Regions from separate parts of the Homo sapiens genome. Here region 1 is linked to region 2. A link is an interaction called in ENCODE POLR2A ChIA-PET data of the cell type or tissue named here. Cell type or tissue: OCI-LY7. All regions are shown on one strand. Links, peaks and the distances in the headings refer to the core of each region. The heading gives the core; the rest is flanking DNA.

Region 1 (8,570 bases), core at 278-8,277, 68 kb before region 2:
CGGGGGAAGTGGTGACAGTAAAAATTACACAGGAAGGAAAAACTTTTTAAATTTCGGAGGAAAGAAATGTTAAATCTCTATATTCAAATTCAGAGGGGGAGTGGGTGTAAGGCTGCTCTTGCTGCTTGGTCATGGCATAAGGTCTAGACTCAAAGTGCTTTGCAAACATTGGTCTGAAAGTTCAGGACACACTGGGCTAGGCTACGGTGAGAGGATGGACAACCGTTAGGTGAGAGTAAACGCGGAAGGAGTCACACTGGTTATTTTTCCCAATCAGGTTGGTCCAACTTATGCAAAACAGGAGCAGGTAAGAAACCTGGATGTGAGGGATGGGTGAGGAGAGGAAGAAGCAAAAGAATAAAAAGGGAGACCCTGAAGAAAGCCTGTGCCATCTGACATGAAACCAAAAACCACAGCTACTACTTAGAAAGGTACAGCATAGGCCTGTTCTGAGTGAGGACTGAAGGGCCTCTTTGACCCTTACCAGGACTTAGAACCCAAACCAGTATTCTTATGAGTATCTGGTAGGTTTGATTTTTACCTTGGACTTTTTCCAATAACACGAAAAGGTTAGGAAACAGAGAGCTATCCCTCCCTCCCCTGGCGGGGAGCAGGAAACAAAGGAAGGAGGATGACAGGCAAAAAAGAAAAAGGGAAGTACCTTGTTTGACACAGGTATTGTTCTTGAGCTGATAGCCCTGAGGGCAGTCACACATCAGGTCCCCTGATGGAAGCACACTGCTGGACACATCCTCTGGACACCTGCAGCTTCTACTGTTGTTGGCCTTGGGCAGGCACAGCAGGCTGCATGGCCTGGGCACACAGGCATTGCTTCCTGGAGGGAAGACAAACAGCAGCAGGTAGGTTAATACACACCATGAGGGAGGTACTGAATACAAGAAGGAGACCCACTGCAACCTCCTCGTCTTACGGAAAGGACAGCGAGAAGCTCTCAAGGGTCAAGTGGCAAGCTTTGGGGCGCCTACTGTGCTGAAAACTTCTGCTCAGTATAACCAGTGACTTGCATCCTGTCTTCAGCCAGATCAGACTGCCCCAGAGCCAAGCCAGGCAGCAGGGTTCCTCCTGGGAATTTGTAATTGGGTCACTGAAAGACAAGAAAGCAACCAAGGAGCTGGAGCCAGGGAAAGGGTCACAGAGCATGGGTGTTGAAGTGGCACATGGCAAGCCAAAACCGTGTGGAAGTCAAAACTCTGGGTATGCAGATAAGCTCAGTCTGCAGACCGTCAGGAGACTAAAAGAGACTTAAGGAGGCCAGGCATGGCAGCACGCACCTGTAGCCCCAGCTACTCAGGAGGCTGAGGCAGGAGGATCACTTGAGCCTGGTAGCTCGAATCCAGCCTGGGCAATATAGCAAGATCCTATCCCTTAAAAAAAATTTTTTTTTTTAATTTAAAAAAGAACCAGAATGTCTTTGGACTTCTCAATTACAACACTAGTGGCTATAATATAGTTGAACATTGCCTTCAAAATTCCGAATAATTTTTTTTTTAAAAAGAAAGAGGCTTACAGAGAGAAGAGGCCTAATGAGAGGGAAAGAGAAAGAACAGCTCCAGTCCCCATGAGGCTCTCCTAGACTTTCATCTTTGGGCTCCTTTATTCATTCCATAAAACCATTCACTTGAGCTAGCTTGAGTGGGTTTCTGCTCCTTAGGGCCCCAAAGGCCTTAATTAGAACATACACCTGGTTAATGGTGGGCCCAGGACAAAAATCCAGGCCTCCCCTTCTCAATTCCTTTGTGCCAGAGTGCCCCTCAAGAGCTAAAGGAGGAGCCAACCACAGTACTCATCAGCCACTGCTGTGCAATGTGTTCAGGTAAGGACTAGTTCATGCTGATCTAGCCCACTCCTGCCAATCTTTTCTCTGGTTCAGCTTACTAAAGGCAGCACCGGAGAGAGTTCGTAAAATCCACCACTGCACTCTTGAGAAGGAGCCTTTGTGGATGAACGAGGATGGCAAAAGTGCCATCCTATCCCCTACATCGTTCCGGGGATGGCAGGTAAGAAGATGCATAAACCATTTTATAACAATCTGAAACATGATACAACTATGGGGTCACAGAAACTATGAAATCATGTTTTTTCTTTTGACTGCAATTATTAATCATGAAAATGGGAAAAATGAACATAAAAACTTAGATAAAACTCAATTGCTAATTCTTCATTCGTGCTATGTCATGGACAGAGATGCCCTCCCACACTTCAGCACCATATCCAAATCATCTGTTGCCACCCAGCCAAGCATTCATCTAAGCCATGCCTATCCTGGCCTACAGGTTAGACGAAGTTCATGAATGATAATCAGTGTCGATATGGATAATATACGCAGTAGCTTTGGGTGTGTGGGCACATCATTGGTTAATTTACATTACAAATAAAAATAAAAATCACAATGCTATGGCAACAACGTTATTATGATGCCAAGGAAAAGAGTAAGAGGTATTACCAAAGAGAAAACACACACATCCAGAGGAAGGGAGGTTCATATGATGAAACATTCCAAAAGATTCAGTAAATAGAGAGAAAACATACACCTCCAGAGGAAGGGAAGTCCACATGATGAAACAGTCCAAAAGGTTCAGTAAATAATCAATCATAACAGCTTAATTACCATAGCAGACTAACCAGCTGACTAGAGCAGAAGTCCCAGACATCCCTTCACTCTGATCCATTAGTGGGCACAGATGGCTCCTTTAGTTCAAAGGTACAGGCCACTGGCTACAAGAGGGAATGCAGAATTGACATAGAGCCACCACTCATGAGAAACAACTCAAACAAGGATGTGGGAACATGTGTTTTGTATTCAAAGAACAATATATCACTCAATGTTCCAAGATCCTGAACAATAATGGAATATGATGTTATTTTAAAATACTCTATTACCGGCTGGGTGCAGTGGCTCACATCTGTAATCCCAGCAGTTTGGGAGGCCGAGGTGGGAGGATCACTCGAGCCCAGGAGTTCGAGACCACCCTGAGCAACATAGTGAAGACCGCCTCCACAAAAAAAAAATAAGCAAAATTAGCCGGGTACACATCTGTGATCCCAGCCACTTCAGAGGCTGAAGTGGGAAGATTGCTTAAGCCCAGGAGACAGAGGCTGCAGTTAGCTGAGATGGCGCCACTGCACTCCAGCCTGGGTAACAGAGCCAGAGCCTGTCTCAAAAACAAACAAACAAACAAAACGAACAAATAAAAAAAACTACTCTATTACAGGATGATTTTTTTCACAGGGATCATGTCTGTAAAATCATTTCACTAACCTTTTCATATGCAGAGCAAATATTCCTATCCAAACAAGCAAGAAGAGCTAAGAGTAGAGAACTCAAAATGGGGTATCATATTTCAGGAGGCTGATCTAGGCAGAAATGTATGAAACTGTACTCTGAGGCAGTAACCAGGGGCAAACTGCAAAACAAGCTAACCAAGTCACTGATCCTAAGAGGTAGGCAGGGGCAGGAATGTCTAGGCTAGTCTGAAGCCAGAGAATGGAAAATGGGAGAGCTGCATCAGAGAGAAGCTGGAAGAAGATGGAAGGGTAATTCACCAACTCCTATGATGGCAGTTCTACCACAGCCACAGACCCTTTATACAGGATGACAATTGTCTTGAGTGGACCAGGCAATATGAAAACCGTTATCTCAATGTGAAGAGTGGACAATCATCTTCAAAGACATTCCCTTAGAAGATCAAACACATAGCCCCGTGATGTCTTCACTGGGCATGTTCAGAACATTTTCACATTTCCTGTTTGGAAAATTCCTCCAGGAATACTTTAGGAGCCAAAAATGTCATCATCTCAAGTATCTATACACTTGGCAATTATCAAAATCAAATCTACCTCAAATAATAAATATGTGCCCTCATTATAGATACTTAAAAGCACATACTTACTGCAGGCTCTAAAGGAGAATTCCAAAACTGCAAAAGAATTCCAAAGCTCCAAGAGCCATCGCAGGAGCAACTGAATACATCAACAATCTTGTAAAGTAACCTCTTTAAAGAAAAAACACACTTTACAAAGAATAAATTCCAGTTATACCATTTAAAAACCAGCTAGTGGCCAGACACAGTGGCTCACACCTGTAAATCCTAGCACTTTGGGAGGCCGGGGCGTGCAGATTGCCTGAGCTCAGGAGTTCAAGACCAGCCTGGGCAACATGGTGAAACCCAATCTCTACTAAAATACAAAAAATTAGCCAGGCATGGTGGCACATGCCTTTAGTCCCAGCTACTTAGGAGGCTGAGGCATGAGAATTGCTTGAACCCAGGAGGCAGAGGTTGCAGTGAGCCAAGATCACATCACTGCACTCCAGCCGGGGTAACAGAACGAGACTCTGTCTCCAAAAAACTAAACAAATAAAAAATAAAAACCAGCTAGCTATAAAGGACCAAATATTTCAAATTGATAAATGTTGCAACTGAACAACATTTTTATTATGAACCATCATCAATCAAAATCTAGAACAGTACTTCTGAACTGCTGTCATACTACCAGGGCACTGCTATTCTAGCAACACATGACAGAGGGAGCAGAGCCGGGTGGTTTTATCGAAGTTCAGGCTTTGAAGTCAACGGGCCACAGTGCAAATTCTTACCACTTACTAAAAGTGTGACCTACACAAGTTACTAAACCAGACTTTCATATTCTCACCTATAAAATGGAAATATTGATAGTACATATAGAAGTCTTTGGGAAGACGAAGTGAGGTTATACAAGCCCACAAAGCACATTACTGTGGTACTTATAACACAGCAACCCCTCAATACATGTAGTTACTATCAATTATTATTATTTAACACTTGGTTAATATAGTAGTCCCCTCTTATTCCAAAACCCCCAATTCCAAGACCCCTAGCTGACACCTGAAACTGCAGATAGGACCAAACCTATACTGTGCATGAATTTCTTTTTCTTTCTTTACAATTTCAGAGATAGAAGGTTCGTTCTTACAGCAGATCTTAGCAAACTCGGTGTAAGATTTTTTTTCCTCCCTTATTAAGTCTAGAACTTTCACCCTTTCCCTAAAGGAAGCACTTTACAACCTCCCTTTGGCATATCCAAATTACTGGAATCACTACTCTTGAGGTGTAGGGTCATCATGAAGTAAAATAAGGGTTCCTTGCGTACAAGAACTGCAGTACTTTGACACCCTGATAACCCAGCCGGCTCCTAAAGGGACTAATGAGCCGGCAGCATCAACAGCATGAGACGCTGGACAAAGGGAGGATTCACATCCCAGGTGGGACAGGGAGGAGACAGTACAAGATTTCATCACACTATTCAGAACAGCAAGCAATTTAAATCTTATACATTGTTTATTTCTGGAATCTTCCATATATATTTTTGGACAGTGGTTGACCGCAGGTAGCTGAAATCACAGAAAGCAAAATGGCAAATAAGCAGGAGACTACTGTAGAAAGTCCCGAATGTGTTAGGAGGAGACAACAAAAATAATAAAGATGGACAGGAGTCACATTCTTTCTTAGAGGAGTCACCTGTTTTAAAATAAGGAGAGTTGAAGGAATCTTGCTTCTCAGCTCCAGTGACTGAAATATTCAGGCCCTTGCTTGATGGAGGACATCCACCCCTACTGATCTGACTTGCTAGCTAGCAGAGTGGATTTTTAGCATTTCTCCAAGTGCTAGATCCAACACACACCGTGGATCTGTAATACAATGTCCAAAAAAGCAAGTGTCCTATCAGTGTCCAAAAAAAGCAAGCAGGTTAGAGCAAACAAGTTCAAGGCCAAGAGGTGCGGAGTGCTCATAGACAGTGCTGACAGCCAGACACCACTGCAAAAGCTTTGATTTGACCCAAACTGGGCTGCAGAGAAAGACAAAAACGTCTTTCTCCAGCCCTGTGTTTGGAGGCAGTAGGTCTCCTGGAAGTATCCTGCTCACAACCAAAGGACAGCAAGAGAAAATCCCAAAGGCAAACAGAAAGGAGCAGAGAGGCGACAACTGGCCATGGCCAAAGGGACAGTCACAGCCGCCCATGCACAGGTCCAGGTCTGTGTTCTACTCACCAACACAGATCTCCCCCAGCCTTTTTTTTTTTTTTTTTCGGTGACAGGGTCTCACTCTGTCACCCAGGATGGAGTGCAGCAGCACGACCTTGGCTAACTGCAGCCTCAACCTCCCGAGCTCAGGTGATGCTCCCACCTCCGCCTCCTGAGGAGCTGAGACTACAGGCATGTGCCACTATGCCCTGCTAATACATATCTCCCTTTTAAACCAGCCTGTCATCTATCCAGACCTCACTCTGGGCCCCAAAATGACTCTGGCTAACTTAAATGAAGATGACTCTTTGAGGCATGAAAGGGAAACTACACCTAAGGTGAGGATTGCAGACCTGTCTGACTGGCACCAAGACACCACGTTTGCATGTGCTGAGACCACAAACTCTCTCCTCCCGCACTGCTCCTCAGTCACAGGTGTGACTGCATGTCAGCTGTGCCCAAGTTCTTGGGATGAAGTGGACAGTCAAGACTGGGAAGTAAGTTGTGACCGGGTAGCCACTGGCTTCATCTGCACACAGTGTTTCAGAAGCTCCTGTGTGCAAATCAAACAAGCACATGCATACAAGCACTTGTAAAAATGAAGACCCACTCTTCTGGACTAAGTGGTAACATGGAGAAATGCTAAAAATCCACTTGGAGAAATACTAAAAATCCACTCTGCTAGCTAGCAAGTCAGATCAGTAGGGGTGGATGTCCTCCATTAAACAAAGGTCTGAAGATTTCAGTCACTGGAGCTGAGAAGCAAGATTCCTTCAACTCTCCTGATTCTAAAACAGGTGCCTCCTCTAAGAAAGAATGTGACTTCTCCATTTAGCGGCAGAATTGCAACAAAAGGCCAGCCCCTAAACTAGTGAGGATATTTTGGGAAAGCTAATTCATATCTGAGATTTAATTCCCTAATCTATAAACCATGGATCATAATACCAGCCTTCCCTACCTCACAGGTCAGTGGTGAAGACATAACAAATAATATCGTCTTACATTTGTAAGACACTTTATAGTTTTCCCAGGGTGTTCTCATGCTATCTTCACAATCCCAAGAGGATAACAATGATATCTATAACAGTATTATTTCCCCTGTCAATTTTCTCCTAGTATAGGGTCAGCCAAGAACCATAAAACAATATCAACATTCCAGTTAAGAACAGAAAACTTAGCAGTTTGTCAATAAAGGAGAATCAGCAAACCCAGGATGCCATTTAATCCTGCTGAGATAAAGAGGGAAATTCTTAAAGGGACTATTCTTCCTGGTAATCCTCTGATCTTTCTCCTCTAGAATCAATAGTATGGCTGGGAGATAAGCAAAATCAAAGAGCAGTCATGAAATGATAAAGGCTTTCCACTGAATAGTCTCAGACTCCAGGACTAGCAGGTCAAAGCCTCATAGCAGTTCTTGAAGCCTCACCCAGTAGATCTCTAAGACAGCTACTGTCTGCACCCACTGCAATTCTTCCCCTCCCTTTTCATCCCTTATTCTTTCAACAAATATGAATTGAGCACCTACAAAGTGCTAGACACTGGTAAAACTATCGGGGAATAAAAAAGACCATCTCTTTCTTCATGGGGTTTAGGGTTTCATGGTGGGAAAAGTTAATTAAAACAACACCTAACTACACAGTGCCATTCCAGCAGAGGTAGGTACGGTCAATGAGCAATAGGTCATCTGGGCAACCAGAGAACAAGCAAGAGGCCCTGTCAGGAAGCAACAACTATCTGAGCACCCAGCACAGAGTCTCTTCCTGCAAGCATGCCAAACAGGGATTAAGCACATGTTAGGACTCTCCCAGCTGCAACAGAAGCCGCGCCACCAATCAGTCAGGGGCCAAGGGCAGGAGGAGGGTGTAATTACCCACCAAGCACCAACACTCTAGGCAGGCAAAAGCATGCTGTCTTCCAGCTGTTTGTGTATCATTAGAAAAGAAATTAAGATGTCATTAGGAAGAAATTAAATAATGTGCATGTTGTCGTGACAACAAAGATGCAGGCTGCCAGCTCCTACTCTGAGCAGAGATTGGCCACACGCAGCCCCTTTCTTGAGATCAACTCTACAGAGACAAAAGAAGAGACTCTGGCTTACCAGTGTTCTTCCCCTTGTAGAAAATCTTCATGTCCATGAGCCCCGTGAGCTGGTTTGCCAGAATCTCCATCTGGGACCCACTGTATTTGGAAGCTCGGAATATGCTGAGCTGTGACCAGTCATCCCAGTAGATTTCATTCTAAAAAGAAAACCTTTGCCCATTAGTCCAGCTCTTTCGTTCTTTATTCTGGTTCTCTCTAAGGGTAAGAGTTCCCCCAGGCAGGAGACAACTAACATTTATTGGCTGAATGACTAGCCTGATCAAGATTCTACTTAAATGCAAAGGACAGCAATTTTATCCAAACCTCACCATATAACCCCACAGAAGAAACTGCCCAAAAGAAACTATCTGATAAGCATTCAAGTTTATGACACAAACCCAACCCCCTCAGTTTGAAATCTGTTTCCCAGAGTTGGGAAGAGCCATGTTGCTCTCCAGAGTCGAAAAAGAAC
Region 2 (8,570 bases), core at 188-8,187:
GGGGATTATCTGACCGAGGCCAACTTTGTTTATCCTTGTCGTTTAGCAGTCTGATGTAATAAAAAGGAGGAAAGCACATATTTTGTGTGCTATCCACAGCCAGTTGTGTTTCTTTTCCCATCAATCCATCCCTTGAGAAATATTCCCTAGACAGTAGTACAACTCTGTCATTTGAAGCATCTGCCTGTAGAAGGCTCAGGGCAGAGTTTCTCAAACTGGTGATTGTTAGACAACCTTGGGATGATCTGGGGAAAAGTGCATTTGAGCCCTGCAATCTGCACTTGTAACAACTGTCCTTGCCTGATGCTGACGTGGGTACTCCTAAGACCACAATTTGGGAAACACCTCTCAGTGGTGGCCTAACTCATCTTACCTACATCCTCTCACTAATACCACTGACCCTGGAATCTGGTGGCTCATCCATGTGCAGAAGGAGGAGCCAGCTCATAACTACAATTTTGCCACCAACAGCATATAAATAAATAAGCCATACAGAGAGTTAAGAATTGCCTATAAAAGTACCAAAAATTTAATACGTCTCCCACCAAATTTCTAAAAATTGACTACTTTTTAAATTAGGTGGGCAAACATGGCATTCATTCAACTCTATTGCGCATCTGCTGCGTATCAAACATAGCGCAAGGCACTGGGTACTGTATCGGTGAGATCAAAACAAACATGACCCCTAATCTTACCACTGGCCAGGTTTAATTAAAAACTCACCACAGGCACTCTGTAAATCAGATACATCTGGAGAACAGACATAGCTGTTAGACTAGAATGGAGGGCACAGAAAGCTCCAGCTAGAATATAACTTTTTTTTTTTTTTGAGACAGAGTCTTGCTCTGTTGCTCAGATTGGAGTGCAATGGCATGATTTTGGCTCACTGCAACCTCCACCTCCCAAATTCAAGCAATTCTCCTGCCTCGGCCTTCCGAGTAGCTGGGATTACAAGCATGTGCCACCACACCAGACTAATTTTTGTATTTTTAGTAGAGACGGGGTTTCACCATGTTGACCAGGCTCGTCTCAAACTACTGACCTCAAGTGATCCACCCACCTCAGACTCCCAAAGTGCTGGGATTACAGGCATGAGCCACCATGCCCGGCCCAGCTGGGATATAACTTAAACTCTCGACCGTGACACCTAGAAATAACCCGGTTAAGAGAAATGCACAACAGCTATCCATCCTGCCCTGGTTCAAGCAAAAAGGAGGACAAACCAGGCAGTCAGTCAATGTGTTTTAGAGTTCAGAATTAAAATCACACAATAACTCCAGGCCCAAGGCATTAAGGCAGAAAAGGCCTATAAACCCTGGAGAACTGAAGACAAGGTTTTAGACCATACTGAAAACTCAAGACTGTCCAACTGATGTCACAAGGCACCAGTGCTTGGGCCTGATTTCTTATCTGTGTGTTCCCATCACCCCATCCCTGCCCAAAGCCATTCGAGGATGCTTATGTTTCTGGGCTGCTGTACATATTTGTGCATGTGTGTTTAAGAGAAAGATAAAGAAACAGTCAAGGCAGGAAGGCACTGAACCAATGTCTATGGGTCAATGCAAATGGCCTGACAAGAAAAACTGCCATAGGCTAATGGTTTTTCAGAACATTTTGCAAGGTATGTAACTGGAAATGCCTCTAGCCTTTAGCCACCCACATCTCTCTTCTCATTCTGTCCTTACTCCCTGCTTTTCCTGCTGGGGAGATCCTCTCTTGACCCTAAAATCCTACTAAGAAGGTTGACCTACTTCCACCTGGCCTGCTACCAATTATAGAAGTAAATGAGAATCTGAAGGAAAAGATTACGTCTGATTTCAGTCTCTAAGGTTAACAGTGAAAGACAACAGAGTAACCTCCCAGTTAGCAAAGGCCTTCAACAGACCCTGAGTCAACAAGGGAAGGGCACCATCAGGAAAGCAAGCTAGTAGCCTCCCAGAAATAAGAGCCCCACCTGCCCTTGACTGGGCCTGGTTTTTTCCTTTACAACCAGGGTGATAAAGACTGAACTCAATACAATTTCAAGACAAGTCCTGTTAAGTAATCAACTCTGGTTTTGAATGAGCAAGCCCACCATTTCGGCATCTGGCTCCAACACATCAAATCAAGGGGAAGATTTTCCCAAAGGCTGAGAGTTAAGCTACTTACTGACAGCTGGAAGCTTAATTACTGCTTTTCTTAGAGCATTAACTCCCACTAGCCAATGACTACACATCCTATTAGCCATGTAAATTGACATGTGTTGAAAAATCTCAAAGAAATCAGCATAAGTTTAAAGGAAATCAGGCAGTGGGATTAAAGGAAAGAAGCCACTGAGCCACCCTCCCCTCTCCATTCTTTGTTCTTTTCATTGGGATTTCAAAGAAATACGTCTTTGTCAAGGATGCTTGGCTACCAGGAAACAACCAAATTCCTAGAGCCTAGAGCCACTTTGAGTGTTTGTCCTAGGCCTCTCCACTCCTCTGACTTCCTAGCACCTGCCAAGCCCTTTCGGAATGTTCGTCAATGTTGTCAATGTTGAGATCCCTTCAGTCAATCTGTCCCAAGCACATCCTTCCAATTCCTGTGTATGCAAACTCACCTGTTTAATCACAGAATGCCAAACTTCACAAAGGAAACTCAAAAGTAGTTTATTCTTTAGTACATTCAACTTACCACCACCTTTGTAGCAAACATGTACTTGTCCCGAAGCTGAAAATCTCTCACTTCCTCAAGGATCACTTCCTGGTTTTCCCGGGACTGGAAGAAATCTGTACTTCGGAAGACAGTGGAGTAGCCAGAGGGTTCATGTCGTTCAATGTAGATGGTATTTGGTTTGTCATAGGGATCAATTCCCCTGGCAGAAAAAAAAAAAAAGGTTGTTATCATTTGCACATTTAATTACTAGAGGCATGGAAGTTTTGCAATGGGATAATCAACTAGAGTTTAGGCCTACCATGGTGTGACCCACAGATCATACTCTCTGTGCCTCAAACATATCCCTTTGGTTACTCCTTGACTCAGGATAGAGGGGACAAATTGCCATTTGCAAGGTGTTTTATGTTGTTTTCAAAGCATCCTGGGTTTAGCTCAAGGCAACCCTGCCCTGCTTAGGAAGAGCAAAAAGTAGTAGTACAAGATAAAATGTTTCAAAATTAATAAGCAAGGGACTGCTTGAAGCTATAAGCAAGTTTCTGGTCTAAAGTTATGAATCTCAGAGGAATGAAGGAGAGTTTTCCCAAGGTGCTACATCCTCTGAAGAACATTACTGGAGAAACCACACCATGAACCTCTGAGCCTGATCCTTCCAAGTGACGCTGCCCTGTCTCTGCCCTGTCCCCTACCAATGTCATGGATCTAGGCAATCTGGAGCTGCCTGTGCATTTCGTCTCCCATGAGGCTCTTCCACAAACTCTTTCTCAAACATACTGATCTCCTTGATGTCCTTCAGAAAGGGAGGGCACCTTTCTCCCACTGTGCTTTTGCAAACACCACACTCTCGTGAGGAGATGCCCTCTGCACGCACTCTGATCCCTCCATCCAATTCCTACTCTCCTCTGTCATCAAGTTCAAGTCTTCATCTTCCAGGAAGCCTTCCTCAGTGCTGTCCTCTCTTCTCCCAACACTAGCAATAACATCCCTCTGCAGCATCCAATTCCAAGCCTTTTACATGAGTTTGAACTCCAAACAAAGGTATAAAACCCCTTTAGTTGGGTGATTTTTTAGAATCAGTCTTATTCCTTTATGCAGTAATGCCTCTTAGACACTGTATTTTATTGTTCACCATTATGTATTTGTCTGAGCTTCCTAGACACAGTATAGATGCCTCGGAAGGCCATGTCTTAGATTTCATTTTACCCTATAGTATTCCTAGCTGAAGAGATACTTTCTGCATTGGATCTGTGGGGCAATTCAAGAAGCTAATCCAAAATGAAAACATAGAATGACCAGGCCAAACTACCTTGGAGAAGAACTTCTGAGCCAGTGATCCCCCAAGAATCCCCACACAGCAGCTCAGAGGACAACTTATCTGCTCCAGGTCTCCTAACATTCTCAAGAACACCAAGGCCATGGGAACCATTCAGCAAATGGAAAAAATAAATGGTAAAGTCGGGAAGATAGTCTTGTAGTGAGAATACAGAGTGATGACTCAAGGAAAAGCAGAAGGCCTCAGTTAGGTAACTGCCCTTATACAATCCCATATGCATGATGGCTCTCAGAATAATGAAGGTAATCGTGTCAAATTCCTTCAGAGATATACTGTCAAGAGCATATTCCCCCCACCCCTCCCAAAAAGGAAAATAAGAAACAGAAAAACAAGAACCTCTTTTGCCAGATGTAGTGGGTCACACCTGTAATCCCAACACTTTGGGAGGCTGAGGCCAGGGTAGGGAGGGGGACCATTTGAACCCAAGAGTTCAAGACCAGCCTGGGCAACATAGTGAGACTCCACCTCTACAAAAAATAAATTTAAAAAAATTAGCCAGGTATGCTGGCGTACACCTGTAGCCCCAGCTACTCAGGAGGCTGAGGTGGGTGGATTGAAGCCTGGAAGTTTGAGGCTGGGTGAGCCATGATTGTGCCACTGCACTCCAGCCTGGGCAACAGAGCAATACCCTGTCTTGAAAAAACAAAGAAAAAAGAGCTTCTTTTTACAATGGGAGCAAGACTTGAGTTTTGCCCTACAATCTGGATTCTTAGGGCAACGGAGAAACCAGCAGCTTTGGTCCTAGTGTGGGAGAACACTATTCTTCATTATCAGATCCTCTGTGTGCATGTGTGGGCGGGTGGTGGCATGTTCTCTTCTTTTCCACAATTAGAAGTACTGATTAAAGTACTTCCTCTAGCCAGAGGATATGCAAATTAAAATGAGGCTGCTTGGTATTTTTAAAACGGCAGAGAGGAAGGAACCTTTATTGAGCTATTTTGAGACCCAGCTCACCTCTATTATTCCTTCCTAGCCAAAAGCAGCAGCCAACACCTAGAGATAGAAAGAACTGTGACTTTCATCCCAATTTTCTTCCGTAATCCATATTTGGACCTCCCATTTCTGCAAGCTGCTCCACCTACAAGTTCTCATACTTTGCAATCACTTAGACTTCCAATGTCTTACGCTCACTGACACCTACTTTCTATTGTCTTTGTCCTCATTGAGAAATTCCAATCCTTGCTCTATCTCTGAGCAGTCACCAGCCTCACCTGGCCTCACCTGAAATCCCTCAATGATGCTCCACAGGGTATCTTTGAGTCCCCTCAGCCCCCTCCAGGTCTTCCACTGTTCTGTCTTGCCAATCTCAAGCTCCGGACCATGTAAATTTTTAGCTTTCCCACTCCTGCTGCTCCCAACTCGCCAAGCATTGTTGAACAAATGTATATCATTATTCTGAGAGACTAGATTACGCTTTCACTTATTATGGGGAAACCTAGGGGGAGAAATCCCACAAATAGCCTAAAATCCCCTAACCGACATGTCATTAGCTTCAATGAGATAAACCAGTCCTTTCTCCCAGGATATCTGTATATCTACACAGAGGCAGAAGGTACAATATGATTTTAGAACTTAAAATTTCTAAATTGTATGTTCCCTTATCTAGTAATTCTGCTGGTTTGCCCTCTTAATTTATAGTTTCTTAAGCAGATAAAAGAACAATTTTTCCCCTTAAAATTCAAATAAAGCAGAAGAAAGTTCTAATGGTTCTCCTTGAGCAGAGGGTGTCCTTGGATGAGACTGTGGTTATAATTTCACTAAGATCCCACAACTTTTGCTCAAGGAAAATAACAAAAGGGTCAGAAACAGCTACCCTCTGTGGAAACATAAACAGAATCTATGGGTGTCTGATGATGGTCAGCTGTAAGGCTCCTCAACATACCAGCTCCATCTTTACCTCTATTACTAAGGAAGCAATACCAACTAAAAGACATTTCACTTTACATGGAGAACTAAAAGAAACAAAGGCAGTATCTACATCTTCTGGGACCATTACACTTAATGAGGACTAAAATTACAAGTAAAAGTCTAAAAACAAATGAAAAACTAGGAGATAGAAATATAAATACACACACATACGATCTATCTCATATCACAGCCAAAGGGCTAATCTCGAATATATAAAGAGCTCCTTGAAACCAACAATGAAAAGACTAATAATCAAATAGAAAACAGGCATGAGATCAGGCACGGTGGCTCACACCTGTAATCTCAGCACTTTGGGAGGCCAAGGTGGGTGGATCACCTAAGGTTGGGAGTTCAAGACCAGCCTGGCCAACATGGTGAAACTTCATATCTACTAAAAATACAAAAATTAGCCAGGCATGGTGGTGGGTGCCTGTAATCCCAGCTTCTCGGGAGACTGAGACAGGAGAATCACTTGAATCCGGGAGGCAGAGGTTGCTGTGAGCCAAGATCACGCTACTACACTCCAGCCTGGTCATACTTAAACAGACAAACAAACAAATAAATAAAACAAACCATAATCCCAGCACTTTGGAAGGCCAAGGTGGGAGGATTGCTTGAGGCCAGGTGTTTGAGATCAGCCTGGGAAACATAGGGAGACCTCCTTTCTACAAAAAAATGTAAAAATTAGCTAGGGATGGCTGCACATGCCTGTAGTCCTAGCTACTTGAGAGGGTGAGGTGGGAGGATCACTTGAGCCCAAGAGTTTGAAGCTGCTGTAAGCTATGATAGTGTCACTGCACTCCAGCCTGGGTAACAGAGTGAGACTCTCACTAAAAAATATAAAATAAAAATAAATAAAATTAGCCAGGCGTGGTGGCAGGCACCTGTAATCCCAGCTACTCAGGAGGCTGAGGCAGAGAATTGCTTGAACCCTGGAGACGGAGGTTGCAGTGAGCCAAGATCACGCCACTGCACTCCAGCCTGGGCAACAGAGCAAGACTCCGTCTCAAAAAAAAAAAAAAATGACCCTTAAGCAGATTAAAAGATGTTCTAACTCATAATAAGGAAAATGCAAATTAAACCACAGAGATAATATTTCTTCCCTAACACATTGGCTGTGGAGGGAGACACTATTCTATATTGTTGAGATGAGTGCAAACTTGACACTTTCTATATCAAATCTGGCACTCTCTACCAAAGTTACAATTTTAAGGATTTATTCACTGTGGATATATCAGTGCACAAAACTTACAAAAGTCCTTGCCCTTGGGAAGCTTTCATTCTATTGAAGGGAGAAAGACAAATAATAAGCATAATAATAGTATATTAGAATGTGGTAAAGTGCTCTGCAAAACAGAACAGAACACAGTACAGGAGATTGGGAGTAATGGGGGAGTAGGTGCAATTTTATTTTTATTCATTCATTCATTCATTCATTGAGACAGTTATTATTTATTTATTTATTTATTGAGACAGTGTCTTGGTCTGTCGCACAGGCTGGAGTGCAGTGACGCAATCTCAGCTCACTGCAACCTCCACCTACCGGGTTCAAGCGATTCTCCTGCCTCAGCCTCCCGAGTAGCTGGGACTACAGGCACCCGCCACCATGCCCAGCTACTTTTTGTGTTTTTAGTGGAGATGGGGTTTCATCATGTTGGCCAGGCTGGTCTCGAACTCCTGACCTCAGATGGTCCACCCACCTCGGCCTCCCAAGGTGCTGGGATTACAGGCATGAGCCACCGCACTTGGCCAGGTGCAATTTTAAATAGGATCCTAAGGTGGGCATAAATGAGGTGGGCTTCATTTAGAAGATGTTATTTGAGCAAAGACTGGAATGAGGTAAGGGAGTAAGCAGTAAGTATATCTTTGGTAACAGCATTTTAGGCAGAGAAAACAGCAATTGCAAATATCCTGTTCCCTGTGGTAAGAAGGTATCTGACATTTAATCTGAGAGAAATGATGAAGCATTAAAGGGTTCAAAGCAGAGGAACAAAATGATCTAATTTATTTGAATAGACTCAAACTGACCACATGCTGAGAATTAATGATAGAAAAACAAGAGTAAACGCAGAAAGACTAGTTGGGAGACTAATGAGCAATGACACTGGAGGCTGGCACTAGAAGTGGTACCTGAGTAGAAGATTCTAGATATATACTGAAGGTGAAGCCAATAGGATTTCCTGATAGAATGAATGTAAAGCATAAAACAAATGTGAAATCAACGATGACTCCAAAGATTTTGGCCTGAGCAAATGAGAAAAGTTATAGGTGGAGCTGATTTGGGGTGGTGAAGATCAAGAGTCAATTTGCGAGGGGTCAAGTTTGCAATATCTATCAGTCATCCATGTGAGTGAATGGATAGCTGTTAGATAAACCCACTGACCCAGCATACCCACTCCTAGAAATCTGTCCTACACATTTGCCTGCACATGTACAAATTCATATAATTCAAGATCCTATACTACTTTATCACTGTAATAGTAAATTACGATAAGTATATTACTATTTACTTCTAGAAGTACTTCTTGAAGTACAGCCTGTTTATTTCACTCCTCTTCTCACAAAACTACAGGGGTACCTCATTGCTTTCAGAATGTAGCCCAAATTCCTTTATCAAGCGATGCAGATTCTAATACCAACTTCCCTTTCAAAACTTCACCCAATACACTGTCCAAAATTAAGAGTTCATGTTCTC

The links. Peaks named below come from ENCODE experiments on the same cell type or tissue, not always from the same donor. Only the 100,000 strongest peaks of a DNase experiment are listed, where the experiment ranks them.
Region 1: POLR2A ChIA-PET joins it to region 2 with 6 read pairs; 2 of 35 experiments call an interaction of 5 or more read pairs at or near these places.

What each region holds. Positions count from the first base shown.
Region 1 is chr11:121,559,205-121,567,774 of GRCh38, reverse strand. It overlaps SORL1 (sortilin related receptor 1), which reads right to left. Exons shown (of 48, transcript NM_003105.6): 21 at 8,118-8,256; 22 at 662-835. Among named protein-coding and RNA genes, the nearest start is that of SORL1-AS1, 110 kb to the right of the region's middle. In OCI-LY7, for the core only: no CTCF peak of the experiment used is centred there; a DNase peak (open chromatin) is centred at 734; H3K27ac peaks cover 4,097 bases.
Region 2 is chr11:121,491,135-121,499,704 of GRCh38, reverse strand. It overlaps SORL1 (sortilin related receptor 1), which reads right to left. Exons shown (of 48, transcript NM_003105.6): 6 at 2,656-2,836. Among named protein-coding and RNA genes, the nearest start is that of SORL1-AS1, 42 kb to the right of the region's middle. RefSeq lists an enhancer at 1,066-1,566. In OCI-LY7, for the core only: no CTCF peak of the experiment used is centred there; a DNase peak (open chromatin) is centred at 4,834; H3K4me3 peaks cover 1,649 bases; H3K27ac peaks cover 5,560 bases.